Regions from separate parts of the Homo sapiens genome. Here region 1 is linked to region 2. The links are chromatin loops, found by intact Hi-C in ENCODE. Cell type or tissue: dorsolateral prefrontal cortex. All regions are shown on one strand. Region 1 overlaps TSPAN1 (tetraspanin 1). Region 2 has its middle 95 kb from the start of PIK3R3.

Region 1 (2,500 bases), 140 kb before region 2:
TCCTGTACCTGGTCTGACACAGACCTTTTCCCAGTTTCTATCCTAACACCCTTACCCCTCTATACTACCCAGGACCTCCACCAGCACCTGACACTCTGAGATCCTAACACCCCAGGTTCCTCCACCTGCACACCCAGCCTGACTCCCACACTGCAGGTCACTCCATGCTCTTTCCTAGCACCTGTATATCCTGTGCTCCCCCCCACACTAACCCCAGACCCTCCCAGAACCCTCACTAGAGCCCCTCCAGCTCCCCAGACCTGTTTCCAGATCGATATCACTTCACAGGATAATCTGTATCCCTATCCCATTACCTGTTCAGGGCTCTTGGCAGTGAGTTCTGAAAGAGGGAACTGCTGAGGCTCCACAAAGGACAAAACAGCTCCCGGGTGTTGCCACTGAGTGGGCAGGCAGAGGGACGCCTGGCTCTCACACACCACTGCTCACCTGCAGGCAGGGTAGGCGCTTTAAAGCCTCCTTCTGCCCGCCTGCTGGCCCCACCCGTGGCCAGTTAGCCTCTCCTTGACCCTGCTGCCCCCTGCTGCCTGGAGACCGATCCCCACAACCACTGCCTCAGCAGGCCTCCACCTGGCAACACCAGCCCTGGGCAACGCCCCTCCTGATCTCAAGAAGAAGCAGCCCAGGGGTGGGGCAAGTGGCTTCCCAGAATGTCTGCGTGCCCTCCACCACAACAGTGTAATGTGCTTCTTACCCTGCATCTGCTGATACACTCATACATACCCTCTGTGCTCATGCTCACATGCACATGCATCTGCTCATGCTGCCATCCATATGTTCATACAGCAAGCACCCAGTTACATACATAAACATGTGCTAGTGTTCCTGAATGCATGTGTGTGTGTGCGTCCGTGCGCACACACGCACACTAAATTCTTTGTGGACTGACTCCCAGCAACTAACAAACAACAGAATAATATCTGATGTACGTACTTAAGTATCTCTTTCACTCACACACACACACAAACACACACACACACACACACACACTCCCTCTTTCTCTTTCTCTGTCTCTCACTCACTTTCAAGGAAATGACTGAGATTTGGCAGCTTCCGCTCTCTCCTGCGAGTAGCAAATAGTTCCTAATCCTCTTCCCTCCATGAAACCTCACATTCCCCATTTTTCCCCTCCCTTCATCTTTCCATCTCCTCTCCTTCCCCATCTTTTTCTTTTTCTCCTTCCCAGTCTTCTCTTAGCGCTCTGTGTACACCCCTTCTCTTTCTGCCAGTAGGTGGCACCATGGTCTCATGAAGGAGCCACCCCCAGTTCCAAGGCTCTGTGATCCCATCTTTGTTACTCCTAGTGGGGCTGCCTGACCGCTTCCTGCTCCAGCACGCCTGATGTAGAGGTGCGGGGGAAAAGTCCTGGCTTCTGGGTCATTCAGACCAGGTGCTGGAATCCTGGCTCTGTCGCTTATGAACTGTGTGACCCTGGGGACTTTTCTTAGACTTGGTTTTAAACTTCTCTTTCCTGGTCTTCTGTGTAACAGAATAGTTCTGGGCTTTTCAAATGAGATTTTCTTCCTGCTCTAGAAGGAAGGGACAGTAGGGAATGAGCACAGAGCAAGAAGGTCAAAGTCGAGAGAGTCACAGGCAGTGGGGCTATGAGATGGAGGAAGTTGATTTTTTTTTTTTTTTTTCTGAGACAGGGTCTTGCTCTGTTGCCCAGGTTGGAGTGTAGTGGCAACATCACAGCTCACTGCAGCCTTGACCTCCTGAGCTCAAATGATCCTCAGCCTCCCAAGTAGCTGGGACCACAGGTATTTGCCGGCACTCAAGCAAATTTTTTTTTTTTAAACAGATGAGGTCTTGCTATGCTATCCAGGCTGGTCTTGAACTGGGCTCAAGTAATCCTCTGCCTCAGCCTCCCAAAGTGATGGGATTACAGGCATCAGCCACTGTGCCTAGCTGAGGAAGTGGATTTCTAAGTTTGTTTTGTTTTTATAGTGAAAGGAGGCAGCTGAAGAGACAGAAGAGAGAGGGGCTAATAGTATTACAGACTACACTAATAATACTGATCTTATTTTAAATGTCTTGCATATATTAAGGCTTTTTTTCCTCTTCACAACCATCCCATGAGATAGACTTTCTGATCTCCATTTTTAAATATGGGGAAATAGAAGCACCAAAGGGTCAGGTACTTGCCATGATCACAAAGCCTGTAAGTGGCAGAGCCAGGATTCAATCCCAGTTAGTCTGGCACCAGAGTCTACATCTTAACCACCAAGCAGACTGTCTACACTGATGGAATCTCTAAAGAGGCAGACAAGGCTGGCTTCCATAAAGAGCAAGGGAAGAGGCCTTGGTCTGACCTGAGGAAGAGGAGGAGCAGGGGCAGGTCGGTTTATAGTTACAGTTGCTAGAAGTTGGTGGAAGCAAGGTCATATTTTAAGACTGAGGATGGCAAGAGTAGAGGCTGGAGGAGGGGATGGGGGAAAGATGAGGTTTGTGAGGGTGGTACTAAGGGTGCCACAGAGTCCTC
Region 2 (2,500 bases):
CATTCTACTCCCCTAATCCCTACTCAATCATCCCATATACCTTTATCTCTTTTCTCCTCTTCAAAGCCAAGCCTTTGGAAAGAACTGTCTTAAATTTCCTTATTTCCCCATCTCAAATATTTCAGTACTGGTTCCACCACTGTTTGAAACTGCTTTTCTTGATGCCTTCAATAACCATCGCTGTTAACTATCCTGTCCATGGAAAGCTCCTTCATGGACTCTATCACAACTCACTAATCTAATATTCTTCTGACATCTGACTGTTCTTTTACATCTCCTGGATTCCTTCAGTTCTCAATGCCATTTTACCTGGCAGTTTTATCCACAGCCATGAATCCACCTACCATCTCTAGGCTGATTACATCTGTTTATTTCATTTGCCCAGACCTCTATTGGAAGCTACTTCATATTTAGCGTATGGAATGCAGCACTGAACTACTTAGCCCTGGTTCTCTTCCTTGTTTCTTATTTCGGTGAATGGAAATACAATTCATCTGGTTATATAAGTCAAAAATGTAGTCAGTCATCATCCTTGATAGCCCTCTGCTTCATACCTAAAGTCCTTCACCAAGTGTCAATCAAAACATCACTTCTAACTTCACTGCTTCACTACCATCTGCACCCTTCATCCTGGAAGGCCCCCCTTCTTCCATTCTTGTCCCCCTCAGATCCATTCTCATTATAGCAACCAGTCATCTTTTCAAAATACAAATCTGAACCGATGTAAAACATTAAATAAGTCTCCATTGATCTTAGGGTGAATTACAAAATTAGATGGTCTGGCTTCTCCCTGATTCAGGATCTCAATCCCCACCTTCAACTTTTCACTGGCTCTATCCCCCTCAGCTAGTGCCAGTATTTCGGGACTTCTTCCTCATTCTGCGTATGTTCCCTGGACAGTCCTCATCTCCTGTGGCTTTCATTGCCCTCTACTTCCTGATGGCTCCCAAATCTAGATGTCCAGCTTCCCACCCTTTCCTTCCTTACCTCCTCACTGTTGCTGTTCTAGTTCAGACCACCAAAATGGGTCACTACATCCTCTGTGGTACGCTCACTCCACTCCAGCCTCTCTATACTGCAGCGAGTGATCTTCCTAAAGCAAATGATAATACCACTTCCCTGAAGTTACCTTTTAGAAACTCTTCACTACCCTCAGGATAATCCCACCAGTTTCTCAAGGGGAACACCACTGACACTTGGGGCAGTTGCCCAGTGTGGTATAGGATGTTTAGCATCTCTGCTTCCTCCTCCCATCCCCATTTCCAACCCTCTAGGAGGGCAGTTCCCAACATCCTTTTCACCTGTGGTATGGTGCTTCTGACCAGATCCCTACATGCACGGGGCACTTGCTACCTCAGCCATGCCCCTGCCATTCTCCAGCTCACAACCTGTGATCTGTCTGCCCAGGTCCCGGTACATTAGCCCAGGGTCCGCTGTGAATGAATGAAGAAGTGGAGAGGACTAGAAGGCTGAGGGGCCAAATATCTGCATAAATGGGCTCTGCCACTGTGGATACAGTGCGCCCTCTGGTGGCCACAGCCTTCCCAGGCAATGGCCCAGAGGCATTTTCGTCTTCAGGCCTCCTAACACGTCTTCTTCAGACCTAGGCACTGGATTGTGGGACGATCAGTGCAACCAGTGCAAGACAGTTTCTCAAGTCCTCTATCACTATGGAGACAAAGCCTTGGTGCTCTACCAAGCCCCACTGCCTGCCCTGTGATGCCACCTCCTGACTCCCCTGGCACTGGTCCCACTTATGTCCTCCCCCTTCCTCCCACACTACCATCAAATGAAGTTCTACTCAATGCGGGCTACACACACGATGTCCATCCACCTCCAGTGCTGAGGCCTCTACCTACAACAGCCCAGGAAGAGCTCACTGGCTACAATTATGAAGGGCTTGTTACTAAATACGACTGGCAGCTGTTTTAATCTCGCCCTCACCTCGGCATTTATCGTTAACTTCTCTGTCCATTTTAAAACTCCTCCCATAGACTTTATGACTCTGCTGGTTGCTGCTTCTGTCTTCTCTTTTATCTCAAACGCACCCAAAGTTAAACTCTTTGCCTTCTCTCACTTCTTCCCCTCCTCATTTCCTGGCTGAGGCAATCCTAGTTAGGAGAGATGTGAGTTCCGGAGTCCAAGGGAGACCTACGTTCTAACCCCCGTTCTACCCAAGCTACTGTATTACCATGGGCATCAAAGTCTTAGTGCCCTTATCTATGAAGGAATTTTAGTTGCTACATGGTATTTTCTGGTTCCCCATCACCTTCACGAAGTCAAATCTCCTGGAAGACCATTAGACATGGCCCTTGCCTCACTTGCCAGACCCGTTTCTACTTTGAATTATCTTTGGTTCCTTGACTATGCCAGGTATACTGCATGTGCTAAACGTTGCCTGGACAGCCTTTCTTATGCCAACCTCCACTCTTCCACACCCAGCAAACTACTACCTATCATCTATTCTTCATGTTTGAGCTCAAATGTCAAAGCCTTTGGG

The links. Peaks named below come from ENCODE experiments on the same cell type or tissue, not always from the same donor. Only the 100,000 strongest peaks of a DNase experiment are listed, where the experiment ranks them.
Region 1: a loop joins it to region 2, with 12 times the contacts of the local background. A loop is called at or near these places in 109 of 110 quality-filtered maps.

Annotation. Positions count from the first base shown.
Region 1 is chr1:46,178,473-46,180,972 of GRCh38, reverse strand. TSPAN1 (tetraspanin 1) reads right to left here. Exons shown (of 9, transcript NM_005727.4): 2 at 315-447. Among named protein-coding and RNA genes, the nearest start is that of P3R3URF-PIK3R3, 3.2 kb to the right of the region's middle. RefSeq lists an enhancer at 1,367-1,466. In dorsolateral prefrontal cortex, CTCF peaks have their summits at 509 (motif pointing left) and 1,257 (motif pointing right); DNase peaks (open chromatin) are centred at 549 and 1,282; H3K4me3 peaks cover 788 bases; H3K27ac peaks cover 663 bases.
Region 2 is chr1:46,036,258-46,038,757 of GRCh38, reverse strand. No RefSeq gene overlaps it. Among named protein-coding and RNA genes, the nearest start is that of PIK3R3, 95 kb to the left of the region's middle. RefSeq lists enhancers at 1,635-1,684, 1,294-1,795. In dorsolateral prefrontal cortex, CTCF peaks have their summits at 1,318 and 1,529 (motif pointing left); a DNase peak (open chromatin) is centred at 1,527; H3K27ac peaks cover 400 bases.